Linked DNA regions of Homo sapiens: region 2 is linked to region 1. The links are chromatin contacts, found by Hi-C in ENCODE. All regions are on one chromosome and are shown on one strand. Each heading gives the region's core, a stretch centred on a gene start or an enhancer-like site at or near the end of the contact. The rest is flanking DNA. Distances are from core to core; before and after follow the strand shown.

Region 1 (5,162 bases), core at 952-3,451:
CCTCCTCTTCCTCCTCTCAGGCAAGGTTGCAAGCCATTCTCCACTCCCATACCATCCCACCACACCCTTACTTCCTCCCCTACCTCCTTCCCTCCCTCCCCCTTCCTCCCTCCCTCCCCGCCCCTTCCTTCTTTCCTTCCTTTAGACGGAATTTCGCTCTTGTCACCCAAGCACAAACTAACTTTCCTTCTCTTTTTCTTTTTCTTTTCCGAAACAGAGTTTTGCTCTTGTTGCCCAAGCTGGAGTGCAGTGGTGCAATCTCAGCTCACTGCAACCCCGCCTCCCTGGTTCAACCAATTCTCCTGCCTCAGCCTCCTGAGTAGCTGGGATTACAGGCAGGCACCACCATGCTTGAGTAATTTTTTTGTATTTTTGTTAGAGACGGGGGTTTCACCATGTTGGCCAGGGTGGTCTTGAACTCCTGACCTCGGGTGATCCACCGGCGTCAGCCTCCCAAAGTCCTGGGATTATAGGCGTGAGCTACCGCACCTGGCCCCTTCTCCTTTTCTTCACAGGAATGATGGGCACTGTTTAGGTCTGAAAATGGAACTATCATGACTTTTTTGCTTGCTATGCTAAGAAATCGGAATTATAATGAAAAAAATCAGAGAGAACATACTGATATACTAATTTTGCATTAGAGGAACTCCTACACAAGATGTATGATTTCCCCCTGCAAAGCTGACTTCCATATGTACTTTTGTTCTGTTAGACATCCTGCGGCCATTTTATATGCTGAGAAAATGGTATTTTGTGTTGACATTATAACTTTTTTCTACAACCGTACTGCTTTTCCAAGTGGTGGACGTGTGAGAATTTACCTTTATCTGAATCCCGGGAACAGCAATATTATTCTATATTATCTTGAGTAGATGTCTTGCAGTCAAAATAAAGAGCGAAGTACATTACCAATATCATATCAACTAGAGATTTTTGCTGTTGACTATTCTTTTTTACCCTGTAAGGGCTAAATTTGATGTTACCCTCGAGTTTTTCCAACTGGAACCTGCCAGGAAACTTACTAGTTATACGAGTATTAGTAAAACGTGAAAAAGACCAACAGTTGACTGACTGGTTTGGCTCTAATCTTGTTTCTGCATCTTCCTAGCTGTGTGATCTTGTGCAAGTTAGTTAACCTCTCCTGACTCAGTTTCCTCAACTGTAAAATGGAGGTAATTGCAAGGTTGTAGTGAGGATGAAGTGAGGAGTATTTGAAACACCTAGCGTGGTGCCTTATAGCCAGGAAGAACTCAATTCAAGACTTGCTATTATTGTTAGTTTTAGACAAATACTAGACAAGGGTGTACTTTGTTCCCATTTGTTCATGTGCCACTTGATCCTTAGAAGCAGCCACTGGTCTCAGTCACCTTGACGGAACGAAATGTCGACTTCCTCTGGGTCCTCTGGCTGTCTACAGAGCAAAGAAAGGCACAGGCCCGCCACTGATTTCCCTGCTCCCTCATTTGTGCCTCCTGACTGGAACCAAATGTTCCAAAGCAGGGAGTGTTAGGCTGAAAGGACTCAGATAACTGCATTTCTTCTGTTTCTATAGCCATAGTCGCAACGAATTTCCAGTATCTTTTAAAACTAGGATTGACTCTCTCTCCCGGAGCGAGATGATATAAATGACACTCGGCTTGTACAAATCAGCATTGTGTAGCCACACAGCCCATAAGAAAGCCATGGGAGAACCCGGACCACCAACTCCCTAAACTTGCACCGCTGGTATTCCTCTTCAGGCCTGCTTCTCTATTCATAAAAGGAACGGAGTTGCACCAAAACGCTCTCTCAAATCCTCTCCTGCCGCCCCAAGTTAAAAGAAAAAAAAGGAGAGCCGGGTGGGTGGCTCACACCTATAATCCAGCACTTTGGGAGGCCGAGGCAGGAGGATCGCTTGAGCCCGGGAGGTAAAGGTTGCAGTGAGCCAAGATCGCTACCACTGCACTCCAGCCTGGGCGAGAGTGAGACCTTGTCTCACATACCATAAAAAAAAAAAAAAAAAAAAAAAAAAAAAAAAAAAGAGGAAAAAAAAGGCCATTTATTTCCTTCCATATGGACTAAAGAAACGCCCGGGCGTGAACGCGGAACACCGCCGGGTAGCCAGGCCTCCGGGCTGCCACCACTTGCGGGCCGGCGTGGCGGGGCGGGGCGGGGGCTGGAGCACGGCCCGGAGCGTGCCCACGCTGCCCCGCCTCCAGCCGCTGCGCCGCAACGCAGTGGGCTCGCGGCCGCGAGCAACAGGCCGTGCCGGGTGAGTGGGGCGCTCTCGTGGGCATCCCAGCGCCGGGGCAGGCCGGGTAGTGCCCGATCCCGCGGGGCGCGCGCTGCTGCTTTAGGCACCCGGGCTCGGGTGCGGGTCTGGGAGACCTGTCGGTCGGCGAGAAGCCTCGGTGGCCGGCGCTGTGGTTGCGGGACCTGGGACGCGCTCCCAGGCGTCCCACCTCCCCGGAGACTGGGGCAGGGTGGGTGGGGCCCGGATCTAGGGGTAGGGTCGCGGAAGCCTTGGTTACAGAGAGTCGCACACGTGGCCTGCTAATGGTCGCGACACCGGTGACGAGCGCACGGAAAGTTTGGAGGCTTAGCAAGGAGGGTGGTGCCGGCCTCCGCCCGGTGGTGGCAGAACTGCCTGTGCGAGCACGGCTTCCACGTGGGCTGCGCCGCCGGGCGTCATGTCGGGCCTAAGAGACACGCTCTACAGCTGTGAAATCTGAAGTTCAGGTGTGTGGGGAGAAGGGCAGCTGCATTACATCATATGCTTCCAATTCATTTACCAGCAAATAATTCCGCAACGATTGGCCGACAGCTGGGTTGTCCAACAGGTTACTGAGACCAGGTTATTCACTGTTTTCAGGAAGGATAGACTGGGAGGAAGAGGATCTGATTTCGCCACTCATTAGCTGTAAATCTGGTGCCTCGGGTTTCATGTCACTGGGCTCATCTTTGAGCAGAGGAACCTGATTTACTCAGCTTCTTCTGCTGGTACTGGTTTTTGCCTCCTGGACATCAAGCTTTGTAACCTCATGGTCACGAAAATACATTGAGGTATAGTCCGTTTCCTCTCTAAAATCAGACTAAAAAGATAACTGCTGATCACTCCTTTAGGTCAATAGGAGAACCAGTTTTCCCTCTGGATTGATTAACATATCTCTGAGCCAAAAAGAAATGTTTTAGATCAGTCTGGGCAACCTTGTTACAAGCAATATATAATTTCTGACAGCCGTGTGTTTAACTGAGCTGCGTTTGACTGTTGTCCTCCATTAGTGGACCTAAAATTCATCTAGAGAGCGTATTACGTTAATGCAGATTATGGGCCTCAGCCATCAGAAGTGGCAATCCAGTGGGCTTGATGAGGGCCCAGAAATTTGCATGCTAACAACCTTGCTGGTAACTCTGAACTACATTCTGTAAAACTGCCCAGGGGATGTAGAAATTCATACTTCCCTCCCCGATTTAGTAATAACTACTGATGTCTAAAGTGCCTTTTAGCTTTTACGATACTCTTGAATCCTGAAGTGACAGCTGCAATCAGAAAAATAATCCCCTCTGCACAGGCCATCTGTTTTTTCCGTAACTGTTTTGTGTAAGGCCTTTGTGGTTTGTCTCCAAAATTGTATACAGACAAAAGATGAAAATGTGAAAAATTCAGCAGACATTTCTTGAGGACCTCCTATGTACCACACCGTGCTTGTTTCCGGGGATATACAAATCCTTTCCTTCAAGAGCTTCCTCACGTCTTCATGTCCTCAAATATTATAGAAAAGGAGGTTAGGGTACCTTTAAAATATAGTGACTGTCTGTCTGTTGCCTATAGTATGGTTGTCAACATTGATTTTCTTATAGGGTTTATCTGTGGGGTAGTCACCAAAGTATGAACTGTAAATCTTTTAGTCTTTTTACATTTAATGCTTATAGTCAACTCAAATGGAAAACAATTGCTCTTCAAAAACTTTTCTGTGATTTTACAGAAATATTTACTCCTATTGGGGTGGTCTCTAAGGCTTATGGGCAAGGTTGTGTTGGCTGTACTATTCTAGACAAAGCATTGTCTTCTTTAATTACTATAGTATTGGATTCTAAGATATGTGTTTTACTTCTTGCTGTTTCCGAAATTATGATATGTACCTTAAGACTTTTGTATGTTTAATGTGGTAGGATGCTTCATCTATTCTCCCCTCTGCTCTAGAAAGCTGTTAAGAGGAATGGTTGTCTTACAGTATGAGTAGTGTGAGAATCAGAGAAATAATGTATTTGCCCAGAAACCTCTAAGCTTAGGCTCCAATTAACTGAGCCTCAAATCATTTCAACATGAACACAGAGAAACAAATGATGTAACTTTTGGCAGTATGGGTAGTGAAATTTATATTCTAAGGAAAGCATTTGTTATACAGTATTGGGGTTTGTTAGTGATTGTAGATGGGAAAGATTCTTTTAAGTGATTTTATTTTGGCTTAAGTGTTTTGCATTCTTTGATTAGCCACACTTTCTGGTGAATGTGCTTATACTGTATTCATATATTATGCTTAAAGAAAAGCTTTTCGTTTGCATCTTCCTCCTGCTCTCTCCCCTTAAATGAATTTTAAACTGACCAATTGTGAGAGATAAGAGATGTGTGGCTGAATATAAAATGACTCTATAGGGTGCCTTTAGTAATACAAACCTAATAAACCAATCTAAGTTTTTAAAAATTAAACGTGAGCAATGTGCTGTGGTCCCCAAGGCCATCTTTAGTTCAGCAATTTGCTAGGAGGACTCGGCTGATTTATTACAGGGAAAAGATATCAAGCACAGTCAGCAAAGGGAAGAGGCACATGGGTGAAGTTCTGGGGATACCAAGTGCAAGGCTCCAAGGGTCTTCGAGCGGTCACACTGGCTGTGCTCAGTTGCTCCAGCAACTAGTTGTGTCAACACTTGTGAAATGTTGCCAACCTGCGAAGCTTGTTAGAGACTCAGTGCCCAGGGCTTTTACTGGGGGCTTTTCACTTAGGCCACCCCTGCCTGGCACATACCAACGTTTCCAGACTCCCAGAGGAAAGCAGGTGTTGGTATAAACTGTAATGATTGTACATTTTAGGCATGGTGAGCCACTCCTATCAGTTAATGGTGGTGGAAACTCTCCCAAAATCTTAAGTTCTCAGACATCGGCCACAAGCTGCACTTTCAAA
Region 2 (5,162 bases), core at 1,995-4,494, 2.4 Mb before region 1:
AAAGAGAAAGAATGAGTGGGGAAAATGATGAGTTATATTTTTGACAAAAGTCAGGAATCCAAGCAAAACTGCTCAGTAAGTAGTAAGAAATATAGGGCTAGAGGTAAAAAGGGAAGCTATGCCAAAAGATATATAGACAGTGATTATCTGCACAGAAATGGTACCTGAAGCAATGAGATTTACTTTGGTTACTAATGGAGAGATTGAAGATAAAGAAGAAGACATATTCTAATAAATTCCTCACTTGAGGAATATCTAGAGCTGTGCTGTCCAATATGGTAGTCATTAGCCACATGATACTACTTAAATCAATTAAATAATGAAAACTGTAGTCTTTGTCACACTACATTTCAAGTGCTCAATAGCCACATGTGGCTAGTGGCTACCATATTGGACATCATAAATATAAATCATTTCCAGCATCATAGAAAGCTGTGATGGACAGCACTGATCTAGAGTTTGGTCAGAGCGTAGAAGAACCAGAAGACTCTATTCTCCTGAAGCCAAGGAAAAGAACATTTCAAGGAGAGAATAATCAGTGGTATCAAGTAAAAGTGGGTGACAGCCAACCTCCCCCACCCACAAAAAAACCACAATGAATTTTATGACTTCTAAAGCACTTTCAGCCTAATTATAAAGTTGTAAACTAGATTACAACAGATTTTGGATGAAATGGGTGCCAAATAAGTAACAGATGTAGACAATTCTTTTCAGTAATTTTTCAGTAAGGAAAAACAGAATGAAAACATCAGACAGCTGAAAGAGAATAGAGCTGTTCTATATGTACATGCTTAATATAAGCAGATTTGTGCACTGGCTGGAAGGTTTGGACACCAGTCAACCAGCTATTTACCAACTCTAGCAATCTGAAAGGCCTTTCATGTAGCAATGACAATTGAAGGGACAGAATTACATCATTTTAAAACAATAAGGAGCCTTAAAAATAATCTAATCCACCCCTCCTCACATTATAAAGAAAGCAGAGTTGCCCATGGTCACACACACAACTCAGTGGTATTAAAATTTAGAATAAGAATTCAGGTCAGCTGGGCATGGTGGCTTATGCCTGTATTCCCAGCACTTTGGGAGGCCGAGGCAGGTAGATCACCTGAGGTCAGGAGTTCAAGACCAGCTTGGCCAATATACAAAAAATTAGCCTGGCATGGTAGCAGCCGCCTATAATCCCAGCTACTGGGACGCTGAGGGAGGAGAATTGCTTGAAGCCTGCAGGCAGAGGCTGCAGTGAGCCAAGATGGCGCCATTGCACTCCAGCCTGGGCAACAAGAGCGAAACTCCATCTCAAAAAAAAAAAAAACTCAGGTCTTCCACAACCTAGTCCATTAGACTATCTCATTTAACTGCCTCCTAAGATACAGATCAAAGGTGAAGAAAGCTTCTTCAGTTGAGTTCCACTAATCTACCAAGAAAAAGATAATGTCTATGTTCACATATACAGAACTTTAATTTTTTAGAAATGAAAGGCAGTATTTTACTTCTTTACTTTAAAATTTAGAAAAACTGAGAACTAATCATCAAATATCTATTGCTTTGTAACAAACATCAAAAGAACTTTAAATATTCTCTAATTAAATCTTTACTATAGCCTGAGAGGTAGATGTTTTCACCATTTCACAGATTAGAAAAACATGCATCAGATCAGTAAGGTCCCAAAGCCAGTAAGCGACACTCTATTTGGCTCTACAGTACCATCAATTAGGAAATGGAGGAGAAAATGAGAGAATAGCATAGGCTAGAGAATGGAAATGAGATGTTTATCAAAGTATAAAAGTAACCAGAACAGATTCGTTTACTAATGCCAACCTTAAAAATAAAGCCAAACAAAATCAGGCCTTTAGATAAATATTAATCCAAAAAATGTTTCAAGAAAATAACACCGATTCCCTTTGGAGAGGGGAACTGTGCAGCTGAGGACAGGGACTGAAGGAAGACTTTTCACAGTAAACTCTGTAACTTTTGGAGTTTAACCGTAACAGTGTATTGCTTACTCCAATAAATAAGAAAAAGGTTTAAAAAAAAAACTTCAAATATGTTTTAGTTCCTATCAAGTTTGTAATTGTTAGCACTCTACAATCCTCCAAGAGGCCACAGCAAAACTGAAATTTCAGAAAAAAAAAAAAATCCTAACTTGTGTTCTGAAAAAGGCAAGGCAGAGCTTATATTAAGGGGCAGAAAATTTGCCTTTGGGGATTGGGGGATCAGGAGGGGAGAAAAGCCTATTGCCTGCAACGATCAACTCAATTCCACTGCTATTTTTAGCCCATTTTTTTAGTCTGTTGCTAAGAAACCCTATTGCCTGAAGGCAATTTACTAATAGGAACTTACATGAAGCAGGAGAAACCGGTGATCCTGAAATTCTTTCCAATTAGGCCATTCTATTTTAATCAGTCCATTCTGGTGCCACTTGATAAAATATCTCCTTTCAATCTTTATGTAGCTCTACTGTGATGTTGTTGCACTTAACAGCAAAACAATCATTTATGAAATCTTAATGTAAGGCTTCTGCAAACCAGTATACCAGAAATGGAGAACCATAGTTCTGGACTCTGATTTTTCTATTAATAGTTGTCTTCATGAAAATACCGTGTATTCCAAACAATACCTTGCAAGGTAATTTTATATTTTAAGAGATCTGGTGCAGAGCATCGGAAAAAGAGTTGATAAAGCTATTATAGATAAAAAGCTGTGAACTGAAATTACGATTTGGGAATGAGACGAGAAGAGGGCTGAGACTGCTACTGCAAAACAACCCGGGGGGCGTGCGGATCAGAGCGAGATGTGGGCTGACGCAGAAATCAGCTCAAGATACAAATACGCCAAGAAAGGCTCGAAGCCGGCGGGAACCCTGACGCTTCGCATTTCTACCAACTCAGTTTAAGAAACCCCTAACAACGCAGATGTCATCGCTTCGTTAATTGGTGCCGACGATGAGCCACAGCGACCACGCTCAAACCGTTTCGACTGCAGCCAACCTAGATGTGCCATTTCCACCTAGTCTTCTGCCATCGCTATCTCCCCTATAACCTCAAATTCGTCCAAACTAAAATCTCGCTATGTTAGTGATAAGAAGTTCAGTGATGCAGCAGCCTTCTTCAGCGGTGAGCTCTTTCCTCACACATCTTTAAAAGTCCTTCTAATCCGTTGGTTTCTCGGGCACGCGGGCAGAAAACCGTGCTAACGGCCACAGAGGTTCAAGAGGTGCCAACGTGGCTATAACTGGAAAACTGGATCCGAAATCGACCAGTAAACTGGGTAGCTCGGTCTACGCCCCGCCCACCACCCTTGCTAGCCAATAGCCTTCACAACTCTTCTGCCACTCCCGCCCATTCCAGTGCTGTGCCGCTGCTTTTTCTTCCACTCGGATCTCTTGAGCGCCCTTAGCCCGCTGTATACGCGCCCCTCCTCGGCTTCAGTAGGCAAGAGGGCCATCTGCCCTTCTTTCCTGAAGGTAGAGGGGACAACACCAGCTACGACGGGGACTCCAGAAGTCCATCTCCCGAACAGCAGCGGGGCGAAAAGAAAGAAAAAGGGTTTCCGAAGACTCCTACTCACACCCACGCTTTCCCTTAACCCGGAAGTGATTTCCGCCCCTCCTCTCCCTCTTCGGTTGATACTGGAGGAGAAGGACGGCCAGGTCTGGCCCGGCATGCCCTGGGCTTCCGGTGACCTCTGGCCCTTTTCTGTCGTCCGCTCTCTCTGCCTAGCGTGCTCGCTCGCTCATTGCTTTCCTTCCCTCCCTCGGTCTTCCTTCGCACGCTGTTTGGTGATTGTGGCGCTCGCGACAGACAGGGAGGCGGTGGCAGAGGACACTTGTCATGGCCGCCTCTAAACCTGTGGAGGCAGCGGTGGTCGCAGCCGCTGTACCGAGCTCCGGGAGTGGGGTGGGCGGCGGCGGGACTGCGGGCCCGGGCACGGGGGGGCTGCCGCGATGGCAGCTGGCTCTGGCGGTCGGGGCACCCCTGCTGCTGGGCGCGGGTGCCATATACCTGTGGAGTCGGCAGCAACGGCGCCGGGAGGCCAGAGGCCGGGGCGACGCCAGCGGCCTGAAGCGCAACAGCGAACGGAAGACCCCGGAGGGCAGGGCCAGTCCGGCCCCGGGCAGCGGACACCCTGAAGGTCCCGGTGCTCACTTGGACATGGTGAGAAGCAGCCCCAGGCCGTAGAGGAGGAAACTGGCTCGTGCAGCTTTTCCTTGGCGGGTTGTGTCAGTGAGGGGGCTTCCCATCAGACGGAAGCTGCCAAGCGGCAGCACAACACTTGGGTTTAGGGAGACTCATTTCTGGCTGCCAGTGGAGGGCATAGAGTAGCTCGATGACAGGTTACTGGCATTCTTTGACAGTTTGCTTTTGGTTTCAGAAAAATCCTTTGCTTTTCTTCTCAGTGACACAGCATTTATCCCTAGTGTTGTAGATGGGAGTGGGGCATTTGCAAATGTGATGATTGTATTTAATAAGTGAAGGAAGCTAAATTCGATTAACAATTGGTACATCGTGATACGAACTGTTTCTGTGATTTCCAAAGCCTACAACCTAATCGCTAAGAGCCTTTTAATAATGAGCCACTCCCCCTTTTGGAGTGTGTTTTTGCTGGGGGTAAGTGGGCAACTACAGTGACGGTTAGTTGACAAAAGCAAAACAAAAACAAAAACGATTAGATGGCTTTCTACATAGAAAAAGAAAGACTACACAGGTTCTAAAGAGTGAAATGGTGTTCAGTGGCATTTGTTTTACAGCCTCTGAACTGTAAGCAGAACTGTCAAGCTCCCAAGGCTCGTCCTCTCTCAGCAACCCCGAAGCCCCCTTGGCTGCAAGCACTCAGCGCCCGTAACCTCTCCTGCCATGCCCCAGCCCCAAGGTGTCCTTTTGCACTCCGGACCCCTTGGCCTTTGTCAGAAAACGCTCTGCACTGCACTGTCCCCTCTTGCTGCACAAGAGTAGCGGCCACAGCAATGCTCACCAGGCTTGGTTGCACACAGCCCCCTGCCCCAGGTCCAGGCCTACACACACATACAAAAAAAAAAAAAAAAAAAATGGGAGTGACTTCTTAAACTTTTTGATTGGAAGCATCTTAAATTCAGTTTTTCCATTTCACCTGGAAATGTACATGACCAAGCCTAATATGCATGATACAGTTTCTCTGATGTG

What was found. Hi-C counts contacts between places; a loop is a spot of excess contacts on that map. Pooled maps may share reads with other maps.
Region 2: a pooled map shows a loop between it and region 1 (6-fold over the local background). The contact joins the promoter of LNP1 here to the promoter of RIOX2 in region 1. A Hi-C loop is called at or near these places in 7 of 50 pooled maps.

What each region holds. Positions count from the first base shown.
Region 1 is chr3:97,969,470-97,974,631 of GRCh38, reverse strand. It overlaps RIOX2 (ribosomal oxygenase 2), which reads left to right and starts at 2,201. Exons shown (of 10, transcript NM_153182.4): 1 at 2,201-2,251. LOC124909398 (a long non-coding RNA gene) reads right to left here and starts at 1,979. Exons shown (of 2, transcript XR_007095976.1): 1 at 822-1,979. RefSeq lists a silencer at 2,017-2,456 and an enhancer at 2,727-2,986.
Region 2 is chr3:100,399,621-100,404,782 of GRCh38, reverse strand. It overlaps LNP1 (leukemia NUP98 fusion partner 1), which reads right to left and starts at 3,244. Exons shown (of 4, transcript NM_001085451.2): 1 at 2,344-3,244. TOMM70 (translocase of outer mitochondrial membrane 70) reads left to right here and starts at 3,694. Exons shown (of 12, transcript NM_014820.5): 1 at 3,694-4,157. The coding sequence starts at 3,834. RefSeq lists silencers at 3,226-3,305, 3,916-3,995 and enhancers at 3,366-3,455, 3,466-3,515, 3,566-3,675, 4,357-5,162.